2 separate regions of the Homo sapiens genome follow, and region 2 is linked to region 1. The links are chromatin loops, found by intact Hi-C in ENCODE. Cell type or tissue: A673. All regions are shown on one strand. Links, peaks and the distances in the headings refer to the core of each region. The heading gives the core; the rest is flanking DNA.

Evidence for each region. Hi-C counts contacts between places; a loop is a spot of excess contacts. Peaks named below come from ENCODE experiments on the same cell type or tissue, not always from the same donor. Only the 100,000 strongest peaks of a DNase experiment are listed, where the experiment ranks them.
Region 2: it touches region 1 in a loop (8-fold over the local background); 7 of 110 quality-filtered maps call a loop at or near these places.

The regions. Positions count from the first base shown.
Region 1 is chr2:78,976,065-78,984,397 of GRCh38, reverse strand. No RefSeq gene overlaps it. Among named protein-coding and RNA genes, the nearest start is that of REG3G, 45 kb to the left of the region's middle. In A673, for the core only: a CTCF peak has its summit at 4,565 (motif pointing right); DNase peaks (open chromatin) are centred at 3,327 and 4,597; H3K27ac peaks cover 1,571 bases.
Region 2 is chr2:78,427,038-78,435,370 of GRCh38, reverse strand. All of the region lies in intron 2 of LOC124906027 (a long non-coding RNA gene), which reads left to right. Among named protein-coding and RNA genes, the nearest start is that of SNAR-H, 480 kb to the right of the region's middle. In A673, for the core only: CTCF peaks have their summits at 3,750 and 3,951 (motif pointing left); a DNase peak (open chromatin) is centred at 3,920.

The DNA of each region.
Region 1 (8,333 bases), core at 293-8,292:
TATGACTGCTTTGCTGGAAAGTGAGTCCATAGAGCTCTGCATGTCACCTTTTTGGAAGTGGAACTCGATGTTATGCTGGATATATTTGAACTTGCTTTCTGCCATCTTTCTGATATATAGTTGTTCCATTTTTGTATGCATTTTGCCTTGTTTGGGTTAAGATTTTTTTTTTGTTTTTTCGTTTCTTGCTTTATAGAATTTTCTCTCAATTTGTATGGAATGTATATAGGATATTTCTTTGATTGATTATCTTTGAAATTTTAACATATATGTTTAGCTTAAAAAGTGTCAAATTAAATTAGTCGTCTTAAGTGGGGGTGGTGATTTTGTCCCCAAGGTATGTTGGGTAATGTCTGGAAACATTTTTCTGCAACTTCCATGTAGTGGATAGAGGACAGAGATCCTGTTAAACATCCTACAGTGTGCAGGGCAGTCCCTCACAACAAAGAATGGGCTAGCTCCAAATTTCATTGGTGCGAGGTTGAGAAAACGTAAGTTAAACAAGAACTGAATCCCCCATTTGTATTAATATAAGGCACTTAGAATGGTTCTCCTTCCTTATTTACATACTCTTTTTGTCCAGTATTTTAGTTCTGTCCTGTATTATTGTTAAATCCCTCACTCACACACCCATTGTTTTTATCCCTCTAGTTCCTGTTTACTATTTATAGGTTTTGAAGCTTTCCCTACATTCTTAAAACCAGCCGAGCTACAAATGCAGTCAGTATCCTTCCTAAGATTTAGGTGTACTATAGTGACAGGGCCACTTAGAATACCTAGTCAACTGTAACACCAAGATAGAAGTCCCCTCTGTCTCTTTTAGCATGCCATACAAAAGTATACTCAATAAAAGATATTTCATTGTAACTATCATGCCTGAAGTTCACAGGTTAAGGAAGGGGTGAATGCACCATGTTATTTTGCAAATTGTGCTTTGCAATGAAGCTTATGCTGGCAAATGGTCAGCACCAGGAAACTCTGGAGGATTGCAAGGTAACAAATACTGGTGTTTTCTGATAAAAGTCAAGTTGGTGAAATCGGCCTGTTCTACTGTGTTGCCTACATAATTTGCTTGTCTGTGCAGCCAGATTTTGAGTTCAGATTCTTCAAGATAAAACCACCTCCATTTCTTCTAGACACTGATGGATCAACTTTATAAAACACCAGTGTATAATAGCAAGAACAGGTGCTTGATTCTTCCCTATTAGGGGCCCATCTTGCCGAAGGATGGGTAGTCAGTGCTGTCACTGGGTGCTGTGCAGAGCTGTCAGGTGTAATAGCTCATCTTTGACTTCCTTTGTTTTGGGAACCTATTCTTGTCAGAGTTGGAATAAGTAATTTGAACACTTTAGTTACAGCCAGCAGAAATGGAATCAATACATGCCAAGATTAACTTCAGTGATTAATCCCAGAATCAATGAACCAAATGATTATCATTTCTCTCAGCTGAAAATTCTGGGATAGAAGATTGTGATTAAAGAGCTGGGTTAATTTTCATCGGCTGGCTTCTGCAGCAGACGTAGCTGAAGCCACTGGTTTGTTTTGTTTTTTTTTTTCTTTCACTTCCTTTGCCTTGCAATTGCTCCAGCAATACCTTCATGCTGCAGCCAATTCCTGTTTCACACGGTGGGGTGTTCAGAAGCCAGATTTGACAATGATGAGAGGCAAAGTTGACTTAGCCTGGGATGCTAAATCTCCAAGGAAAATGCTAACCTAGTGAAACTTCTAACTTTTAAATCAGAGTGATTATTCTGACTCTGTTATGGGTAGGCGGGTGTTCACTGTCTTTCAAAGGAGAGCAGAAGGAGGCTGGAAGAAAAGCTGGGGATATAGCAATTTCAGTAGAGGTGCTTCCAAACAATGACACTAGGCATAATGTATCCCCTGCAACTAGTAGGACTGTGGGGTTACCATGTGCCAAGCATGGTGCTCAGTGTTTCATGTATCTTTTTTTTTTTTTTATTTAAAGATCATATCAACTCTCTGTGGCAGGTGCTGTAAATATCCTCATTTAACAGATAAGTAAACTGAACCTTAGTCACTGCATTATCTTTCCCTAAAACACACATTTAGCTTAAACTCAGGTTTATCTGATTCATTATCTTCTGGTTTCAGTTGCTTAAGATCATCCAGATATGGCTAGGGGAGATGGCTCTTTTTATGGGTTCAACTGTGTCTCCCCACAAAGATATGTTAAAGTCACAACTCCTAATACCTCAGAACATGACCTTTTTGGAGATAAGGTCATTGCAGATGTAATTAGTTAAGATGAGCTCATAATGAAGTAGGGTGGACCCCTGACCCAATATGACTAGTGTCCTTATAAGAATACATCCATGTGAAGACAGACACAGATGACAGAGGATTGGAGTGAAGCATTTACAAACCAAGGAATGCCAAAGATTGCCCACAAACCACCAAGCTTCAGAGTGAACATGACCCTGACAACACCTCGATTTCAGACTTCCCAGCCTCCCAAACTGTGAGACAATACATTTCAATTGTTTTAAACCATTCAGCATTAGTGGTACTTTGTGACAGCAACCCAAGGAAACTCTTGGGTTAAAGGCATATGCATACACGTGTTATTGGAAAATGTATTAAAATGAGCAAGCAACACATAATGCCTAAAGCCCTCTGTGTATAGAACACAATGTCCAAGAGTGATGGCAAAGTCACAAACTTGGTCTGTGTGCTTGGCTAACAAAATGCTTGTGATTTATTTCTCATATACTAATTGCCAGGCGTTATCTGGGCTGAGAGTCCATGTCACAAGATGAGCTCTAACTCTGGAGCCAGACCTGCTTTGATATGAGGCTTTATCATATCTGAGCATTGAGACCTTGGGGGAAATGACTTAATCTGTCCTTTGTCTCGGTTCCTTATCCGTGAAATGGGGAAGATGATCCTAAAGAGGTTGTTGTGGTCATCAGGTAAGCTAATTCATATAAGGTGTTTAGACAGTGCTTGGCATATAACCAAAGTTATTGCTGTGCATTCAATAACTGTGTGAGGTGGGTAATGTGATCCTAATTTTATGAATGAGGAAATGGAGGCTTAAAGGGGCTAAGTTATTTCTCCAGGACCGTAAAGACAATAAGTAACAGAAGGGGCATGGAACCCCATGTTCATGTCTCCAAAGCTGGGAGTACTTTCGTCCCACTGCACTGCCTCCCAAACCAGAGCATGCAGCCTAGTCTTGAAAATAAGGAGCTGGTGCACATCAGAAGATTAATATGAGTACGTGCAATATGTACCAAATGAGTCCCATGGGTAGCCTGACCATCCACTGAGAGTGTTCTTGTCTTGTTGGGACACATGGAGGTTTCTCTCTGGAGGAAGTGGGATTTCCTGTCATGTGACATGGTTGAAAGAGCTGGTCCCCTCTCACCATGTCAGAAGCATCTATCAGTCTGACTTTAAGGTTCAATAACTTTGGAGAATACTGTACTTGAAAGAGAGGGGAAGAGCACACAAAGGGGAGGGGAAGTTGAAGACGGGTAAGTTCCGTTTCATCTCCCATTAGGCTTATGAAGTAGGGTGATCGGAGACTGGATATCAATATTTTTAAAAGCCTTGTTGGCTAGAAATGTCATGATTTTTTTTCTTCTTGCTGTAGGGATGGAATAATCCGCACCCCCTAGAGCCAAACATAACATTTCAGTGGACCCTTTTTTATGCAAAGCCAAAGCCAAAATCTAGCTTCAAAATGGAAACGTTTAAGACAATGTGGAACTAAATGATTTGCTTACATAATAATCTATATGCCATTTTTATTGTGGACCAAACTTCAGGTTGAAAAGGGAAGATTGGCATTTCACTCTTAAGTATTATTTGCCAGGGTAGACACACATATCAATCACATACACTGAACATTGGGATGGTGGGATGTGTTAAAACAATTTGAGGTTCCAGAATCAAAGAACACCATCTGTGAGAGTGAAACACAAAAGCCACTTCAAATAAAATGTTCCTGAACTCTTAGCCTCAAATCACTTTGTTGATAAAATTACTGAGCTTGTTCCATTTATATCCATATTAACTTTTAACCTCTGCACCATTCCAATAGTAAAAGATTAATCACACAGACTAATGATGCGGATTAATGAGGGAAAATCTGAATCACTGAGAATACCAATGCCAAAAGTGTTGAACAAGAATGCAGTTTTATTATTTTCATGTGGCATATATACAAATACTAAGTAGTAAGTTCCAAGTATAAAGCTTTTTTAACAACCCCACATGATATAATGTATTGAAAATACTTCCACATGTTGAAAGATTCCTTGTACACGTAAGTGAATTATTGAATTGCTGAAGGAAGCCTTAAGAATCTTGGCTGCCAATTTTAGTCAAGATCTCTTTTAGTTGCGTGAGCTTGAGTATACACAGAGGAATTATCTTGAAATTTAACTCTACAAGACCCTCAACATTTAATCAGACATTCACAATTAATAGGTTAGTAACTATCAATATTTTCTGATATATCTAAGTATGCTGTCCGAGAAAGTCACCATTGCTTTGGTTTGGGAAGGTGTTCCTTTGTGTAAAGAAGCAGAGGACCAGCAGGTGGCAGTGTATCCCCACCTGTGGGAGGAGAGTTCCTTGGTCATGCATGAAAAGCCCCCCGCTCAGGCTGGAAACAAATAACATAAAAATATTTCTTTACTCTGTGGAAAGTGGAAATTCATCAACCATTTTCTTTTTTTCTTCACACAGCTGTAGAGTGTTGGTGAAGTACCTCCTCTCAGAGTCCTTGTCTTTTGGGGTGACACGGCCCTGCCAGCTCACAGGTCCTCGGGTGCCCTTGCCATTTCCCAGGGCGGATATTGCAAAGTCCTGCCAGAGACCACTCAGATGCCTGTGTCACAGTCGCCCAATATGAAGTGTGTGCTCTCCAGAAAAGCAGTATCCTCCAGCACACTCTCGGGTTAATAGAAAGGGTGCTAGGGGAACACAAGGGATCCCAATTCCTCACTGCCTGAGATGATAAAACATCCCTGGGGTGATGCTCAGCAATGCAAAGACATGAATGAATAAGCTGGAAGGAATCTTGGAGTTCCTGGCTATCCTCTTCATTTCAAAGAGAAAGCAACAATGGCAAACCAAAATTATCCACCCCAGACCACCCAGCTCATTATGTGGTAAAGGCAAGACTAGCACTCAAGTCTCCTTGCAACCCAATTAATCTTTTTTCCCATACGTTTACAATGCATTGGTATTAGGCAAAGAAAAGTTCGGCCGGGCACGGTGGCTCACGCCTGTAATCCCAGCACTTTGGGAGGCTGAGGCAGGCAGATCACCTGCAGTCAGGAGTTCGAGACCAGCCTGGCCAAAACGGTGAAACCCTATCTCTACTAAAAATACAAAATTAGCCTGGCTTGGTGGCGGGTGCCTGTAATCCCAGCTACTCAGGACGCTGAGGCAGGAGAATCACTTGAACACCAGAGGCGGAGGTTGCAGTGAGCTGAGATCACGCCACTACACTCCAGCCTGGGTGAGAAAGAGAGACTCCATCTCAAAAAAAAAAAAAAAAGAAAAAAGAAAAAAAAAGTTCTGAACAGGTCAAGGGAAAGGAAATGCTTTTGTTGACTGGTTTCTGTATTCCAGGCACTGTGCTTTTTTCTTTTGTACGCACAGTCCTTCAATCCCCAGCTGCTAGCAGATGTGATTATCTTTTCATATATTCATCACCTGAAGTGCAGAGGGGTTGCATGAGTTGCCTGAATCACTTGGCTAGTAAATGGTGGTAGAAATTTGTGTCTCACACTTGCAGAGAGAAGCAAGAGTCAGTTTTTAGAAGTCTTTAAGCCCTGAGCAGGGAGGAATGTGTAAGGATTAGAGGACCAGCATCAAAGGTTGGCTCCTCCTTTGTCTTTGTAAATACTACTCTGCCTTTCATGTTGTGCTTTCCCCAGTCCCATTTTACATTGGAATCTTCCCACAAAACTTTCTCTGAACAATCCATCTCAAAGTGCTTAATCCTCTGAACAAATGTATTATTTTTGCTTATCAGGCATGTATCATTTACTGCTTTTAAGAAACAATGATCTCTTTGTGTAAAAAATAATATTTTCTTCCAGTTTGATGATAGGTGATTACAACTATTCTGATTGCATGATGGATTAAATATTTAAGAAACCAGTTGGGGTTTACAAAAATAGAATGAATCCCTTCAGGGAACATTGATAATACTCTCTTAAGACTGATATTTTCTAGTTCTCTATGTTGAGAATCTTTTAGAATGGGGATCAGTGCCCTCAACTCTCCACAAGTGTTGAACTAGTGACCTGGTACATTGGTCGGGCTACCCTTGACAGCTGCAGGCATGTGGCTTTTCTGGAGAAATGAAGCAACTGTCAACTTTCCCATAGTCTAGTTTCTATAATTCATGCAGTGTGCACTGTGTAGAAGGTGGATCCTGGGATAGCAAAACCAGAGTGACTTAGATTATATAGGCAGTCATATGTGGACTGGCGTGTTAAAATTCAGTCACCAATGGAGTAGCTTAGAGCTAACTCCTCCCAACAAAGGAATTGCATGTTGAATGGCAACCATCATCACGCACAGTAGAAGTCTCTTTTTGAGGAAGTATTTTTTCTAGGTAAAGAAAGAGGAAGTGGGCCATCGGTGGTTAATTTACTGTGTTGAGTAACACTGAAAGTTTCCTAGTTCCCAAACAGGGTGGACTAGTGAAACTAAGGTGATTTTTCTGCTCATAAGGTCACACTTATGTGTTATACTACATTTCTGGGAATCTTGTCATAAATCTGCATCACAAAAAGTAACCTGTATCTATCTCTCTAAATCCTGAGACTAAGTCATATACTAGGTATTTTATTCCTTGAAATACCAAAATCAGAAAAGGTAGAATGGAAAAATATATAGCTTTAGAATCAGACAGGAGTGAATTTGATTCTTGATACTGGCATACATTAGTCACTTGAGCTTACATATCACATCAGATCTCATTTTTCTGCCTATGTGCAAAGTGAGGATAATAACATCAGCGTTAAAGAGGATTGGATGAGGGAATGTTAAGTTTGTGAAGCATCTAGAGTAGTACATGCCATTTAATAGTTGCTTAATATAAAACAATAACAGTTATATTAACCAATGAGGCAAGGCCACTTGAAAACGGCTTGCCATTGAGAAGAGAGGGAGAAACGGTCCTATTTTTTAATGGCAGGCCAGTTGCTCACTCACTTGTTCTTTCATTCATTCGCTCACGCACTCACACACAGTATTTTACAAAACCTGAGCTAGGTACAGTTATTGAATGACAACGTGGTAATTTCTTAACTTTAAAAATGAATTATATTGAGATATAATTTTATATTATACAAACATATTTTCAAGATAACAAAGATTAGAGAGAATAAATAAAAATGGAAAATAGAGAAACAATAGGGAACATCAACAAAACCAAGAGCTGGTTCTTTGAAAAGATCAACACATTTGATAAACTTTAGCTAGATTGTCTAAGAGGAAAGAAGATTTGAATTACAATCAGGAATGAAAGAGGGGATGATTTTACAGAAATATAAAAATAATCTTAAGAGTGTACTATGAATAATTGTACACCCAAATTGAATAATTTAGATGAAATGGACAAATTCCTAGAAACATACAACCTACTGAGACTGAATCATGAAAAAATAGAAAAGCTAAATAGACATAGACCTAAAACTACTAAAAAGACTGAATTAATAACCAAAACCTTTCAAGAGAGAAAAGTCCAATATTAAATTACTTTACTGGTGAATTCTACCAAATATTTAAGAATTACTACCAATATTTCTCAAACTGTTGCAAAAATTTGAAGAGGAAGAAATGCTTTCTAACTCATTCTATAAAGCTTTTCCTCTAAGAAGCAAGATAAGGATGATTTGCTTTTGACACTTCTTTTCAACATAGTACTGGAAGTCCTAGCCAGAGCAATTAGGCAAGGAAAAAAAATAAAAAGTATTTACATTGGAAAGGAAGAAATAAAATTATTTTTGTTTGCAGATAACACATTTTATATTTAAAAAACCCCAAGATATTACAGAAAAACTGTTAGAAATAATAAATAAATCAATAAATAAACAAATTCAGCAAATTTGCACGATGCAAATTCAAGACACAAAATCTTGTGTTTCTATATTGTGACAATGAACAATTTGAAACTAAGAAAATAATTAGAAAAAATTAAGTAAACAATTCAATTTATAATAGCATCAACAAGGGTAAAATACTTAGGAATAAACCTAACCAAAGAGGAAAAAGACCTGTACATTAAAAACTACAAAACACTGCTGAAAGCAGTTAAAGAAAACACAAATAATTAGGAC
Region 2 (8,333 bases), core at 204-8,203, 550 kb after region 1:
TACTTTTATTTTTTTCTCTCCTAGACTCTTTCTTTCTTTACATAGATCCAAGTTTCTGACTTATGTCATTTTCCTTATGCTGAAAAAATATTTTAAGATACCTTGCAGGACTGAAAAGATGTAAAACTGGGAGTAATGACTTCCAAACATTTTACTTATTGAAGCTGAATTTGGAAGTCAGTAATTTAATTCTTATGCAGATAATTTGCAGTATCTCTCTGTTTCTTTAAAAGTTTTGTATTTCTCCAGTTTATCTCAGTGTTTCTTTTTCTTGTTACATGCTTTTCTTACATGATCTTGTAAATATATCTATATCTATATCTACATCTATATCTATGTCTATATATGTTGTTATTTGTTTTGTTCTGTTTTTGGAGACATTGACTCATTCTCTTGCCCAGGCTGGAGTGCAGTGGCATGAACATGGCTCACTGCAGCCTTGGCCTCCAAGGCTCAAGTGATTCTCCTGTGTCAGTCTCCAAAATAGCTGGGACCACAATTGTGAGCCACTATGCCTGGCTAATTTTTAAAAAATTATTTGCAGATATTAGGTCTCCCTATATTGTTCAGGCTGGTCTCGAACTCCTGGGCTCAAGCAATCCTCCCACCTTAGTCTCCCATAGTGTTGGTATTAAAGGTATGAGCCATCACACCTCTCCTTATGTATCTGTTTTTATTGAAGAAAGAAGGACTGCGCTGGTTACTTTATTTATTGGCACAAATTTTTTCTGTTATTAGGTAGGTATTTTCCACCCCAAACTATTCTAGATGAATTAGATATCTAACTGGGGCTCTACCAAAGGGTCATGGGTCAGTGGCATGGTGGCTCATGAACTTTCATTTTGTTAACTTATTTTCATTACATATTGAAAAATTATAGTTGTATATATTTATGGGGTACAAAGTAATGTTATAATTTTTAAACATAATGCAGAATGATTAAATCAAGCTAATTAACATATCCATCACCTCAAATATTTATCATTTCTTTGTGATGAGAACATTTGAATTTTACTAATAAGTCTTCAAAAATTGAGAGGTTGGCCTTTACACGGAATCTCTTCAAATGCTAGAATGAGGAGATAATTATTCTAGTGATGCCAGTACCATACCAACAGTATTATTTTTTAAAGGTGGTTAATTGCATTTATTTTTTTTAAATCTCCTTGATATTTTTCTAAGTAACAAATGGCATTGTAATAAACTTCTGTCGACACACTTTCAACTAATGGAACTGTTTTTATAGCATTTTCTCACTCCATACTCATACATTCAGTCATCTCTTTTAGGTTTCTCTTCCTTCAGTTATTTTCTCTCCTACTAGTATTCAGGACTTCAAAAATTATGGTTTGAATAATCTGTTAGCAAGCTTAATCTCTTTTTCAGCTTTTGGAAATGTGCTTATTCTCATCTCACCTCTGCCTCCAAACCTCCCCGAATGTCCCATTCCTATTTCCATGTCACTTCATTCTCTTTGCTTTCAGGGATTTTTCCACACTTTTGTACTTTTTCTATCATATTTTGCACAGAGTTGAGTTGAAAAGAAGCAAAAGGACTTTGTGTTTTTTCTCAGAATGTTTTGTGACTTTTGACAGGAATTCAAGTGATGTTATTTGACCACTTTTTGTATTATAATTAAGTCACGTTATATAGTTACAGCCCAAATTATCTGATCCCAAAGTTGGATAAGAAAGAAAATAATGACACTTGCTGGGACCTTGACTCTATGATATACTGCATTTCCTGTCTTCAAAAATATTAACATAGAATCACATAGTCTATCTCCTGTTACTTGTTGTTTGTGCACATTTAGTTTTCTTCACTTAGGGCTGCAAGCCTTAATGATACATGATAGCAACATGCACACATATATTACCTTTCCTCCTAGGTTGCAAATTCTTGAGGTATTAGAACACACACTCTCCATATTTGCATATTATATAGTGCAAATAAAAAAATTTAATATTAAAAAATTCCAGTATAGATGACAGTTCAAATGGCTATGAACAGAATTGAAGCATTAAAATCAGCCTATTTAAATCTATATTCATGTGATCTGATCACATTAAGTTCTTAACAGAAGCTCCTCTAAACAAAGATATTTTCTGTGGTATACATAGAAAGAAGTAATTCTAAATCACACAGTTCTTATCCTACTAATGTCAGATTTTCTTCAACAATTTTGCTCTTCCCCCAGTAACCCCTGCCCCTCTGTTTTACCACCTCTGGTGCAGAAAGCAAGATGATTCTGTTTGTTTAACTTCATATAGACCAATATGCCTGACAATAGATGTAATGTTCATGATCCCTCTTGAGCTCCAAATTTACTGCTGCTATCTTTAGTTATTTATCCTTATAGACAAAGTTACAGAAGTTGTGATTTGCTTTCAGACATCATCTAAATGCATCTAATGTGCCCAATAGACACCTTTTTGTCCTCTTCCTGCTCTGGTCCTAGAACACAAAGCCTGGGACTTGCTGGTCCATTTCTCCCAGCTCTGTAACACTGTAATGTTTTCAATGACTCTTTTGCTCCTAACAACCCATCAGAGAAACTGGGGCTCACTTGTTTTTAGCTTGCTTATTTCACTATGTGTAAGGGAAAAATGTTGAATACCACCATAAGCTAAATTATTATGTCCAGATCTGGAAAATAAAAAGTTAAAATAGTCTCTTATTTATTTACTCAAAAAAATAGCTTGCCTAAAACATTTTATTTAAATGAAGGAGGAGTATAAACATAATTTGGTGTGATTATACTTCTCCATTTGGCAAAATAATCAGAAACAACTTTCATTAAGAAATGTTTCATATTCCTTTACTTATCAACCAAAATGAATAAATCAGAAATAATTTCAAATGTCTTTGAATACACATGCAAGCCTTGAAGAACTGAGTTACACACACACACGCACACACACACACAGACACATACATATACACATATTTTCTAATATGGCTCAAGGGCAGAAAATTTAGTCACAACACTAAAGGGCTAACAGTGAAAGAGCTAAAAAGATTCAACACCCTGGCATGCACAGAAAAGGCTTAGATTTCTCTTTTCCTATGTTCTTTATTATATAGTGGCTTCTATTTCTTAGAACTAATGGCCTGTATAACTGGAATAATTGTAAAAACTTCGGCCTTCCTTATAGATGAAGTTTTTCCCAGTGTGGACCTCTTGTCTTGTTAAAAAGAGACTTCTGGATCATATATTCCCTTCCCCAGACCAGTTCTCCAGAAGGAGGTCATTTAGGGGTTAAGGCCAAATAACTGTATTCATTAGTGGTCTTTCAGCAACATATTGCTCTCAGGAATATGTGGTAAAGGTAGTTTTCTATTGCTGTGTAATAAATTACTACAAATTTAGCAGCTGAAAATAGCGTGCATTTATAATCTGGAAGTTTCCAGGAATAATGAGTCTGGGCAGAAGTTATCTGGGTTTTCTGCTTACGGTCTCACAGGATGCAGTAAAAGAATTGACTGGGCTGCTTTTTTATATCAAGGCTTGACTGAGGAAGAATCCACTTCCATGCTTATTCAGGTTTTTTTCAGAATTCCTTTCCTTTTAACTATATGACTGAGGGCTCCAGCATTTTCCTGACTGGCTAAATACCACACTCAGATCCTAGGGGCTACCAAAGTTTCTAGAGGCTTCCAGCAGTTCCTTGTCACGAAGGACTTCTTAACGTGGTATTACTTCATTAAACCAGCAGAGATAATCTCTGTCTTCAGTCTGCTTAGATGGAGTCGTATAACATCGTGCAATCAAGCAAGTGATATCTAATAACCTTTGCTTTGTAATATAACTCAATCATGTGGCTGCCATTCCATCACCTTTGCCATGTGAGACTGGTTAGAAGCAAGCCATAGGCCCCACTCACCTGCAAGGGGAGGAATTGTACAGGGTGTGAATATGAGAACACTTAAGTGTTTGTCTGCCACCTCCTGGTTGGGTTGGCATCATCAATATTGCATCCTGATTGTCTCTCTTTCCATCAGAAGTATTCCTAACATTTGCTGTACATCATCAATTTGAGGTCAATGTATGCATAAAACATTATAATTTATGAGAGGGAGATGTCGAAAAGCAGGATAAAAAATTGACAAAATTACACATGGAGAGTAACATTTCTAAATTGGGCAAAATGATGTGGTTCAACTCAGATATTGGCAAGATGCTTCTTAGAGTAAAGACGTATCTGCATATCTAGTGCATTTTTTACCCTATCAGTAATCTATTTGGAAGGGAATTGGATTAGTTTTAGGGACCAGGGCAGCCTCAATTAGAGGATGCACAGTTTATGTGTGCAAGCATTTGAATTGATGGATGATATATTGTTTACTAATCAGGCTATCTGTTTTTTGTTCTTTTACATAATGACAGCTGAATGGCACCAAGTCTTCAATGTTATCATATATATTTATTATTTGAAATATAAATCCATACATGATATATTTGGGAAAATAATATTTTTAAGAAATAAACAGATAAAATTAATCTGAAAAATACTATGTATTGTTTCTATATTGAGAAGATGAGGAAAAAATGGAATTATCACAAAACTAAGCATCAAGGAAAAAGTTTTAAGACCTGTTTTTGGAACACTTTCTCTCAAAGAATTAGATTTGCCAAGAGGCAAGAGGAAAACCACAGTTAGCAAGTTAGAAAAAAAGAAGTCTTCAGAATTTTGTAGTGAACAAAAAGAAAAGCTCAGACTTTGAAAAAAGGACATCAGAAACTCAGGAAGATATAGGATCAACTTAAAAACAAATTTTGATCTTGTGGTCAAGACAAAAATTCTAGGCTAGAAAGAGAAAAGAGGATCCAACAATTCTTTTAACCTACATGTGGTAGAAGAAGAAAGGGACCAACTTGAGAAAGAGGTAAAATTTTTTAAACATAGATAAACTTTCATAAAGAAGGCGGATATACAGTATGTAGAATTGAAATGTAACAAAGTTTCTGCTACATAAAAAGACATATGCATGTTGATGCTGCTTTTAGTGAGAGAAAGTTTCTTCATGGCCTTGGATATTCAGGTACACAAGTGTGTAAGGAAGCACACATGGAATATGCTGCTTCTTACAGCTTTAAGATACACAACAATTGCATTCCCAGTTCAGTAATTTGTTGTGGTGAGTACCAGCTAGGAAATGTTGGAAATTAAATGTTAAAATTCTTCAGATATGCTGGATGTAAAGGCTGAGGGAATTGAGAGCCAAAGACAGCAGCGTTGCAAAAACAGAAGCAAATGGAAAAAAAAACCCCGCAAATTCCTGCTAATATTTTTAATGGTAAAATTAGCCAGGGGTGTCTATTATGAGAAATGCAATACTTGGGACGTTGAAGAGTAGATGGTTAGAAATACGAGTTATTCTGTTAAAGAAAGAGAGAAACAGAGGAAGAGAGAATTAATCTCTGGGCAGAAACAATACGTATTCAATCTTGGAAGTAAAAGAAAGGTAAAATGAAAGTAGACATGAAAAGGGAAATTAGGCAACTTTTATATTTAGGATCACACTAAGAAAAATGTTGCATACATTCAGGACCATCCTGTTATGGGACCTCTGGGGTGTCATTTTTCTGGCTGGAAATTTCTGTGGCTGTGATGCCTTTGCCTGAGTTCTTGTCCTGCATCCAGGAAGAATGAAGTACACAGACAAGTGAAGGGCGAAGAAGATGAAGAAGAGTTTTATTTAGTGTTTGAACAGCTCAGAGGAGACTCACAGTGGGTAGCTCCTCTCCATAGGCAAGTCTTCACATCGAGTGTTCAGCTACACTCAGTAGAGAGTAGGCCCTCTACTCTCAGCTGAGAGGATGCCCCGCATCAATACTAAGGAAACTGACCTCAGCATCACGTACTCCTACATTTTGTCAAAGGAAGGCAAGCTATACCAATAGTAAATTTCTCCCATTGGTATGAAAATATTAGCATTACATTTTAGATATTTCATGATAAATTACTTCAAATTGAGGGTTTTTGTTTGTTTCTTTTAAGAGAAGCGGTCTTAATGTGTTGCCCAAGCTGGTCTTGAACTCCAGGCTCAGTTTCCTGAGTAGCTAGGATTAGAGGCATGCACCACCACACCAGGCTCTGAGTTTTTAAATTCAGAAGAAAGTTGGGTACACAAGAGAAGCTGAACCTATTAAGATATTCTTCTTCTCCTTCCCTATCCCCTCTTATTTTCCTGGCCCCTCTCCTTATCTCTTCTTCTCATTCTCCTCATTTTTCTTCGTACATCTCATCTTTTCCTGGGACGTACAAATAAGTGATAGTCAATGTGTGTGATTGGCAGACACAATATAGGTCTAATAGCAACAAGTACTAAATTCTGACTTACATATTTTACTCAGAGAAGGGTATTTTGCTTATTTTTTAAACAACTGAAATAATGTTGTTTGGTTCTTGTATATTTCTAATGTAGTATTTGTAAACTAGATTGTGTAAATGTTTCATTTTCCAGCTTTACTGAGATATAACCTTAACTAAAAATTGCATATATTTAAGTCATATAGCATGTTTCAATGTATGTGTACATTGTAAAATGAATACCACAATGAAGCTAGTTGAAATACTCATTGTCTCACATAGTTACCTTCTGTGTGCATGTGTGGTGAGAATATTTAAGATCTATTCTCTTTGCAAATTTTGAGTATACGGTACCTTAAATACATGCTGTAAATTAAGTCTACAGAACTCATTCATTTTATAACTCAAAGCTTCTACCCTTTGGCCAATATCTCCTCATTTTCTTCACCTGCTAACCTTGGATAACCACCCGTCTACTCTCTGTTTCTATGAGTTTAACTTTTATATTCCACATAAAACTGAGACCATCCAGTATTTGTCTTTCTGTGTCTGGCTTATTTCACTTAACATAATGCCCTTCATGTTTGCCATTGCGATGCAAATGGCAAAATTTCCTTCTTTATAAAGGCTTTATCCATTCATCTGTTGATCAACACTTAGGTTGTTTTAATATATTTGCTATTATGAATAATGTTGCAGTGAACATGGAAGTGCAGCTCTCTCTTCGAGATAATGACTTTATTTCCTCTGGATATATCCCTAGAAATGGGATTGTTAAATTATATGGTAGTTTCATTTTTAATTTTTTTAGGAAACTCCATATTGTTTTTCATAATGGCTGTACCACTTAACAGTCCCACCAGAAATATAGAAGGGTTCTCATTTCTCCACATCCTCGTTAACACTTGTCTGTTGGCTTTTTGATAGTAGCAATCCTAACAGATGTGAGGTGATAGCTCGTTGTGGTTTTGATTTGAATCTACCTGATGATTAGCGATGTTGAGCACTCATACATATATCTATTGACCATTTGCGTGTTCTCTTTAGAAAAAAAAAATACTCAGGTACTTTACCCATTTTTAAATAGGGTTATTTGTTTGGTTTTGCTATAGAGTTGTATGAGTCTCTTATATATTTTGGATATGAACCTCTAATTGAATGTATGGTTTTCAAATGCTCTCTTCTATTCCATAGGTGGTGGTAGCATTTTGTGAACTGTTTCCTTTGCTGTGCAAAATCTTTAATATAGTCCCACTTGACAATTTTCCCTTTTATTTTCTATGCATTTGGTGTCATATCCCAATAGTCATCACCAAGATCAATGTTATGGAGATTTTCCCTTGTGTTTTCTTCTAGAAGTTGTATGCTTTTGCACCTCATGCTTCAGTCTTTAATCCATTTTGAGTGAATAGTTGGGTATGGTGTAAGATAAGGATCCAAAATCATTTTATTTGTGTGAACATGTGGGTACCTAGTGTTCCCAACATCATTTATTTAAAAGACTATCTTTTTTATTGTGTATTTTTGGCACCTTTGTGGAATATTATGACCTTTGACCTGAAAGCCCCCGCTTCGAGTTGCCCTGCCTTTCCAGACCGAACCAGTATGCGTCTTACACATGTTGATTCATGTCTCATGTCTCTCTATAATGTACAACCAAGCTGTACCTCGACCACCTTAGGCACGTGTCTCAGGATATGTCATGATGTGTCCTTAACCTTGTCATAATAATCTTTCTAAACTGATTGAGAGCTGTCTCAGATAATTTTAGTTCACAAGCCTTTTAATATGCTGTGGAATTTAATTTGTGAGTATTTTGTTGAGAAGGTTTGCATGTGTTCATCAGGGATATTGGCCTGTAATTTTCTTTTCTTGTAATTTTCTTGTCTGACTTTGGTATGAGGGTAATGCTGGCCTTGTACAATGGTTTGGAAGTGTTCCTTTCTCCTCATAGATTAATTGACTATGTTTCAAGTGATATTTCTTGTTATTCACAATAGTACATTTACAGCAATATAG